Regions from separate parts of the Homo sapiens genome. Here region 2 is linked to region 1. A link is an interaction called in ENCODE POLR2A ChIA-PET data of the cell type or tissue named here. Cell type or tissue: A673. All regions are shown on one strand. Links, peaks and the distances in the headings refer to the core of each region. The heading gives the core; the rest is flanking DNA.

Evidence for each region. ChIA-PET counts read pairs that join two places held together with the same protein. Peaks named below come from ENCODE experiments on the same cell type or tissue, not always from the same donor. Only the 100,000 strongest peaks of a DNase experiment are listed, where the experiment ranks them.
Region 2: POLR2A ChIA-PET joins it to region 1 with 5 read pairs; 1 of 35 experiments calls an interaction of 5 or more read pairs at or near these places.

Annotation. Positions count from the first base shown.
Region 1 is chr1:114,020,994-114,025,386 of GRCh38, reverse strand. No RefSeq gene overlaps it. Among named protein-coding and RNA genes, the nearest start is that of OLFML3, 44 kb to the right of the region's middle. In A673, for the core only: no CTCF peak of the experiment used is centred there; DNase peaks (open chromatin) are centred at 1,156 and 1,856; H3K27ac peaks cover 682 bases.
Region 2 is chr1:115,084,651-115,089,043 of GRCh38, reverse strand. The region is part of intron 1 of TSPAN2 (tetraspanin 2); the gene reads left to right. Among named protein-coding and RNA genes, the nearest start is that of TSPAN2, 2.7 kb to the left of the region's middle. In A673, for the core only: no CTCF peak of the experiment used is centred there; no DNase peak of the experiment used is centred there; H3K4me3 peaks cover 41 bases.

The sequences.
Region 1 (4,393 bases), core at 221-4,220:
AAGACCTGGAATCAATAGAAAGGAATGTCTGGGTTATGATGATAAGGGGTTGTGGAAACCAAAGTTTTATTATGCAGATGAAACCTCCAGGTAGCAGGCTTCAGAGAGAATAGATTGTAAATGTTTCTTATCAGACTTAAGGTCTGTGTTGATGTTAATGCTGATCAGCTTTTCCTGAATTCCAAAAGAGAGGAGGGTATAATGAAGCATGTCTGACCCCCTCCCCCGTCATGGGATCCCATTTGGGCACCCCTCACTCTCCTGCAAGAGAGAGAGCTGTTCTCCTTTCTTTGTTTTGCCTATTAAGCCTCTGCTCCTAAATCAGCTTCTTGTGTCTGCGTCCTCAACTCCCTTGGTGTGAGACAACGAACCCTGGGTATTTTTTTTTTTTTTTTTTGAGACGGAGTCTCGCTCTGTCGCCCAGGCTGGAGTGCAGTGGCGGGATCTCGGCTCACTGCAAGCTCCGCCTCCCGGGTCACGCCATTCTCCTGCCTCAGCCTCCCAAGTAGCTGGGACTACAGGCGCCCGCCACTACGCCCGGCTAATTTTTTGTATTTTTAGTAGAGACGGGGTTTCACCGTTTTAGCCGGGATGGTCTCGATCTCCTGACCTCGTGATCCGCCCGCCTCGGCCTCCCAAAGTGCTGGGATTACAGGCGTGAGCCACCGCGCCCGGCCCCGAACCCTGGGTATTTACCCCAGATAATGATGCCACTTCAGAGAGAGATGAAAAATAAGCAAAAAAAAAAAAAAAAAAAAAAAGCTAATTAAAATATATGTAGGCTAATTTTGCCATACTACACGTAGGCATATAACCCCTACCTATATAAGCATTAAGAAAATTGTAACATTTTGAGTTGGTCTGGTGGAATTATCTCCGACCTTCTCTCTGTATCCAGTTACAGCAATAATTCCTAGTTTATCTGCTTTTTGTTATTGGGCCATGAGAAAACGCAGCCAGACCCGGCTTGGTTCCGGGAACGGGATTAGAGGAGTGAGCCTGTATGTAGGCTAACTTTGGAATGCACTTGGCCAAGAGGAGGATCTGTTCAGATGGTCAGTGGGGCCTTAGAATTCTACTTTTGGTTTAGACTGCAATCCTAACCAGCCTCCCTGCTGGTAGCTTCCACTGCGGCTCCATTCCTCACAAAGCAGCTGGCGTGGGCTTTTGCTGTTTCAATCAGCTCATATTACTCTCCTGCTTAAAACCCTGCAGAGGCTTGTTGTTAGGCTTTGAATGAAACCAACTTCTTCCCTGGTCCACAGGCTAAGATGGTCTGGCCCTTGCCCTCCTCCCTCACCTCATTCTCACTCTCTAACCATACTGCTGCCTCCCTCTCTGTGATCCTCAAACATTCCTCAGGGCGTCTGTACTAAAATACGTTCCCCCTAGAGCTTCACCTGGTGGCCTCTTCTCATTATTCAGGTCTCAGGGCCCTTCCCTGATCCCCAGATTTAAAACAACCCCAGTTCCTAGCCCCACTCTATCTCATTACTCTCCTTCATTTCCTTCATTCTCTGAAAATTAGCCTACATATGTTTTAATTAGCTTTTTTTTTTTTTTTTTTTTTTGCTTGTTTTTCATCTCTCTCTGAAGTGGCATCATTGTAAATACCCGGGGTTCGTCATCTCACACCAAGGGAGTTGAGGATGCAGACACAAGAAGTGGATTTAGGAGCAGAGGCTTAATAGGCAAAAGAAAGAAAGGAGAACAGCTCTTTCTCTTGCAGGAGAGTAAGGGGTGCCCAAATGGGACTTCCGGCCTGCAGCAGAGTGCACTGGAGTGCACCGGATTTTATAGACAGGCTTGAGGAGACGGTGTCTGATTTACATATGGCCCACAGATTGGTTGGACCAAGTGTGAGGTTTACATAGCAGGAGGGGACACTGGCCACCCCACTCTAATCTTATTATGCAAATGGGCTTTCCACTTGGCCAGTGCCATGTTGTCTGCTCCCTACTGCACACATGGCTGGAAAGGAAAAGGGAAGATGGAGCCGCCATGTTAGACATGCCTAGCCCCAGGTAGCCTGTTGGCATAACTGCCGGCACTCACCTGTGCAAGCTTCTAGTCGGCCTTTCTATGTCTGCAGCTCAATTTTACAGGCTGCTCTTTGTTAGAAAAGAAAATGATTTGGGGGCTGCTTTTCATTAAAAGGAAAACCTTACTGAGGACTTCCTTACCTTCACTATCTGCCTAAATAATTCATTTTTAACTCCTATATCATCTCCATTAGGATTGAAACTTCATGGGAGCAGGGGCCTCCTCTATCCTGGTTTACTGCTTCATTCCAATGCCCAGAATAGTGTCTGACACATAACAGGTGCTTCATAAAGGCTGCATGAGTGAAACATAAAGGTTCTCACCCTGGGGTCCATGCTTTTGGTGTCTCTCATGTCTTTTGCTGCTCCTAGTTCAGTGTTGTGGCCCAAACAAGTGTTCATCGAATGCTTACTGGCCGGATGACCAGAGAATTCTTTCTTCTAGAATTTCTGATCTTCTCAAATATAAAATTTTCTGGGTGGTCCCAGTATTTCACATTCAGAAATCCATCACACAGTGCACATAGATGAGACTCAGACATTTGTTTTCCATTTTTTCTCTAGAGGGTATCTCTGTGAAGCAAGACAAGGTCATCCTCCACATCCTCCGCATGAATTGACCTCCCCCAAACTTGGGGCCTAACTGTCCAGCTGAGCTCATATATGTAAGTACTTCCTGGATTTTTAATTACTTCCAGAATAGAGCACACATTTGGAGCCCCTTCCCAGTCATTCTGCATGTCCTACCACTCCAGTCAAACTGCTTGGTATCTTGAGTTTTTCTGTCGCAGGGGACAAAGAAGAAAACTAAGAACTATATATATTTTTAAATTAAGTCCATATTTGATGCTATTCTCAGATGCATTGAATCTATTTGTAATAAGTGAATGTGGATTTGTATTTCTTAAAATTGTTTTATCGACCGTGCACGGAGGCTCACACCTGTAATCCCATTCCCAGAACCAAGCTGGGTCTGGCTGCATTTTCTCATGGCCCAATAACAAGAAGCAGACAAACTAGGACTTTATTGCTGTAACCGGATACAGAGAGAAGGTCGGAGATAATTCCACCAGACCAACTCAAAGTGTTACAATTTTCTTAGTGCTTATATAGGTTGGGGTTATGTGCCTACGTGTAGTACACCATTCACCTAAGTCTATTGGTAACTAATTTCGTTTCAACTAGAAGGTCAGACGCAGAAAAATGCTTGCTAAGTCCGATTAAGCTGTGAGGGCCCTAGTACCTTAAAGGCCTGTCTACTGTGGTACCAGAGTGATTATTTCTGTCTTATCTCCTTTACAGCTTGGTCTGGAGAGCTGCCTCAGACTCTCCAATGGATCTATTCAAACAGCTGCCTCTGTTACCTTGACTCGTCTCAGATTTCGTCGAACTGAGACAGGTCCTGGCACTAGGAATGTAAGGCTGTCTCTATTATTTTGATTTGCTCCAACAAGGGAGAAGCCCATGCAAGGCTCCTGCTGACCATATGTTTCATTTCTAGCTTTGATGTCTGGATATCGATTTCCCTAGGTTTAACTGTTTGCTCAACATTAAGGCAGCTCTGTGGAAATTTGTCTGTGTAATTGGAGTGCTATGCAGGCCTGTCTGTGTGGCTGTCTGTCATGCAGGCCTGTCTGTGTGATTGTCAGGGAGAAATGGCCTGCCACAGTCCCAGCACTTTGGAAAGCTGAGGCGGGTGGATCATATGAGGCCAGGAGTTCAAGACCAGCCTGGCCAACATGGCAAAACCCCATCTCTACTACAAATACAAAAAAATTAGCCGGGTGTGGCGGCACATGCCTGTAATCCCAGCTACTCAGGAGGCTGAGGCATGAGAATTGCTTGAACTTAGGAGGCGGAGGTTGCAGTGAGCTGAGATCACACCACTGCACTCCAGCCTGGGTGACAGAGTGAGACTCTGTCCCCCCCCTAAAAAAATGATTTCTCCATTTCCCTCAATAGTCTTTTTTGCTGGCTGTATTAGTCCATGTTTACACTGCTGATAAAGACATACCCGAGACTGGGAAGACAAAGAGGTTTAATTGGACTTACAGTTCCACATGGCTGGGGAGGCCTCAGAACCATGGTGGGAGGTCAAAGGCACTTCTAACATGGCAGCAGCAAGGGAAAATGAGGAAGATGCAAAAGTGGAAACCCCTGATAAACCCATCAGATCTCATGAGACTTATTCACTACCATGAGAACAGTATGGGGGAAACTGCCGTCATGATTTGAATTATCTCCCACTGGGTCCCTCCCACAACATGTGGGAATTATGGGAGTACAACTCAAGATGAGATTTGGGTGGGGACACAGCCAAACCATATCATTCCGCCCCTGACCCCTCCAAA
Region 2 (4,393 bases), core at 171-4,170, 1.1 Mb before region 1:
CACCTCCGGAGGACTTGGGTCCCTGTTCCCCTCCAGTCTCCCGTGCACACACCCCCTTTTCACTCTGCCTACCAGCTGGAACCAGGGCCTGGCCAGGGTGATGGGAGAGAAACCCCTGCCCTGGGGCTGCCTGGGGTGGTGCTCCATTCGAGTGTGTGGACACTGTACCTGGCTGTGATGGTTTTGTTTAGGAAATTGGAGATAGGAGTGAAAATTGTGGTGGGGGGGCGTCGTCCTTTTTCTGGGCATCAGGGTAAGAGTACCCCTGGGTGAGAGGAGGTGGTGGGTTCTCTTCTGAGAAGGGGATGGGGAATGGAAGGGCTTCTAAAGGGCAGCAGCAGCTCTCCACAACCCCCAGCCGCAGCCTCTGCTAAATACTAATTCTCCCAGAGATGATCTCATTCAACTTTGCAGGGTTTGATTGAACTGACAGCGTTCCCAGGATTCATGGTTCACAGAGAGATAGGATCTTGACCCTTGTCTCCTATATTATCGAGACAGGGATACAGCTAGACCAGACCTACATCCCTGGATACCCTGTCCCAGGGCCTGCAGGACTGTGAGACAAGGTCTGAAAATTGTCTTTTCTGCACATTTCCTCTTGGGCTTTCTTAAGAGAATGTCAGCCAGTGTAACTGCTCAGCTAGACCCTGAGGGGAAACATTGGATAAAGAGGTTTGAGAGCAGCCAGGGCCTGGGTGCTTTGAAACTACCAGGTTGGAGGAGGTGGCTGTCCTATCTGCTCTGGGGGACGTTGTCTTCCCATGATTGCAACTAATTAATTATTGAATGATGGGCTCCTCTTTTGTCTGTCAATCCATTAGCCCAGATGCCTGGGTGACTTCAGCAACTCCAAGCTCTTCAGTATCCTTCAGCAGTGGAAGGTGTGAAGGAGGTACCTCCTCGACATCCCCTGAACTTTAAAGAGACACATGGCCTTTGTACACGTGGGGATTTACATCAAGCATACTATAGGGAGAGGCGTTTCTGAAGACCCTTTATGTTGTATTTTTTAGGAATCTGGCTTAATTTCAGAAGCTGTTAATTATAGATGTCACGCCACAGTGACAACCTTCATTCTCACTGCTTATGAATTCAAAGCCTTATGAAGTTTTAAGCCTGAGGAGGAATTCTTAAGCTGGGTTCAGTGCTTATTTAGTGGCTGATATTGTACCAGCCTTTCCAGTGATAGCTGGAAGGATTCATTGAATGTTTTCAATGTGTCAGGGACAGTGCTAAGCATATTACTTTCATTATTACACATAATCCTCACAAGAGTCCTGATATACATATACTATTATTATCCCCATTTTTTACAGATGAGGAAACAGGCTCAAATTGGTTAAGTCACCTAAGATCACACAGCTAGTGAGTGGCAGGGATGGTATTCAAACTCAGCCTACCTTCTCTTTTTTTTTTTTTTTTTTTGAGACGGAGTCTCACTCTGTAGCCCAGGCTGGAGTGCAGTGGCCCGATCTCCACTCACTGCAAGCTCCACCTCCCAGATGCACGCCATTCTCCTGCCTCAGCCGCCCAAATAGCTGGGACTACAAGCACCCTCCGCCACGTCTGGCTAGTTTTTTTGTATTTTTAGTACAGACGGGATTTTACCGTGTTAGCCAGGATGGTCTCCATCTTCTGACCTCATGATCTGCCTGCCTCAGCCTCCCAAAGTGCTGAGATTACAGGCGTGAGCCACCGCGCCTGGCCGCCTACCTTCTCTTAAGCACTGTGGTACATTCAATTAACCAGTGGTTCTCAAAAGTGGTTCCTGGGCCAGCAGCATCAGCATATCCTGGGAATTTGTCAGAAATACAAATTCTCAGGCCGGGCACAGTGGCTCATGCCTGTAATCCCAGCACTTTAGGAGGCCAAGGCAGGCGGATCACCTGAGGTCAGGAGTTCGAGACCAGCCTGGCCAACATGATGAAACCTCATCTCTACTAAAGTACAAAAATTAGCCGGGCATGGTGGTGGGTGCCTGTAATCCCAGCTACTTGGGAGGCTGAAGCAGAAGAATCTCTTGAACCCGGGAGGCAGAGGTTGCAGTGAGCTGAGATGGTGCCACATTGCACTCCAGCCTGGGCAACAAGAGCGAAACTCCATCTCAAAAACAAACAAACAAACAAACAAAATTCTCAGCTCATCCCAGACTTGCTGAATCAGAAACTCTGGGGGTAGGATCCAGCAATCTAATTTAACAAGCCATTCACATAATTCTGATCCATGCTCAAATTTGAGACCCATTCTGTTAAACAATGATTAAACAAATAATAATTTATAAATATAAACACAGTTCCCTAAGCTGCTCATCTCATTGAGGAAACGAGACCAGTGGATATGGAACAACACAAAAATAAGACAGTGTGGAATCAAGTGACAAGTTTCACACTGTTGACCGTAAGCACAGTAAGGAAAGGAAGTAGGAGCAGTGCAGTTTTAAGTGCTTGAATGTGTTAACCAGTGAGGTTAGATCCGACCTTCTCTATATGTGATCTAAGTAAGGAGTTTAGAGAAAGGATCACAGTCATGATGAGGAGCCAGAAAAGTTCTCCTTAAGAAGGAGCTATTCGAGCTAAACCTGGAAGGACTGGTAGAATGGAGCTGGGCAAAGCGAGGGGGTGACGCACCATCCACCAGCAGAGGAGCAGAGCAAGGGGGAGTGTGCGCCACCATCTGACTGTCGAAGCCATCAGGCTGGAGTGCAGAGATCCCAAGCAGGGCGTGCCTGCACAAACAGGGTGTACTTGAGCAAGTTATTGTTACTTCTAGGCTTGTTTTCTCATCTGTGCTATTGGAGTAACAGAAATATTGAGAGGATTAAGAGGGAATATATAAAGTATGTGACCTCAACTTCCTATGAGCCTAGGACATAGTAAATGCTCAAAAATATTAATTATTATTTTTGTTATCGGCACATAGGAAGCATTCAATAAATGTTAGCTCTCTTTCTCCTGATTCCTTTCTTGGTGGGGAATAGTATATAAGTTTGCCAAGTGACTTGCCATTTGTCTTCATTTGAGGATAACTACACCTTATCTTGTCAATTTGTACTTGTGGATTTTCCCCACTAGAACTTAAAACACTCTGAGAGCAGGAATTTTGTTTTTTCTGTTTTGCTCATAGCTGTATCCCCAGTGCTAGAATAGTGCCTAGCATATAGAAGGCATGCAGTAGGACATGAAGGACCTTCCTCTCCCCCAGTTTCATGGGGGGTGGGGGTGGAGGCAGCAACTAGAGCGAAGAGGCAACTGAAACAGGCACCTCATGACTTAAGGGAAAGTGTGGGATAAAGTATCTAGATATCTGCCTTCACTGTAACTGAGGGAACCTGATTCCAGAAAAGCCCCACTCAAGTTTCTAAAGTTGTTTTTTTGTGGTTGGAGGGCTTCGTGGGAAGTTTGGGAAAGGGGTGGGGGATAGTTTTCCTAGAAGGCCAGACTTTAGCTGTGACTGAAGTATAAATTTACACACACCCTTAGAAGCTCATGTGCCTGCCCCTCGGAGTTACGGGGTTCCTTGGGTGACAGCACTTCCTTCCAATCAGAACCTCGCCAGAAGTAAGCATAGAGGTGGGACAGGTTCTGTTTGGTGATCTGCGATTTAACAGATCAATTTGCAGCCTCCTCTGGCAGCTTGCTTTAAGTTTCCCTAGGCTGTGCTCCTGGTTTCATAAACATACAACCAGGCCCTGCCAGAGCCAGCACAGTATTCCCTGGCCCAGGGCCGCTGACTGTACTCACCACTGAATTTTTAAAAACAAAATAAAGCCTAGCCATTAACCCCACTACATTAATTTCTCTTATCGTGGTTGATGTCAAATGTGAAACCCCTCCCAACATCTGTCATGTCTAAATTCAGACCTGCGATCAGATAGCACAGCATATTCCTGTGCCTTTCATTGAAATCACCTTTTTTTTTCCTACGTTGCATAGCAATATAAATAAAACACTACACCCCCACCAAGCCGCATATGTTGGCTTAAAGGAAAACCTGGGCGCTGTTTATTCCTTGGTTTATTGTTGTATGGTCAGTGTTTTCCTATCATTGTGCTGCACTAGCTGCTCAGCGTTACTGACCCACAGGAAGCAGAGCTGTTCATTGTTGAAAAGCAGATTCCATATATGGCAAGTCTGAAGTTGCCCTCCTTTCCTTCTCACCATTATTAATACAGCTTTGGGTTTTCACTTGGGGATGCCTAACAGGTACATTTAAGAAAGACAGTGTCTTGCAGGCTTGGGAGTCAAAGAAGTTTGACTCACATGAATCTCATAGAGGTCACCTTCCACTCTTTCCCAAACTTATTTCAAACAGTAACTTCAGAGCAATCACCTGTCAGAGACATTGGTTTAGGAAAAAATACCTAAAGAAAGTATTCTTTGGAGACCAGCCC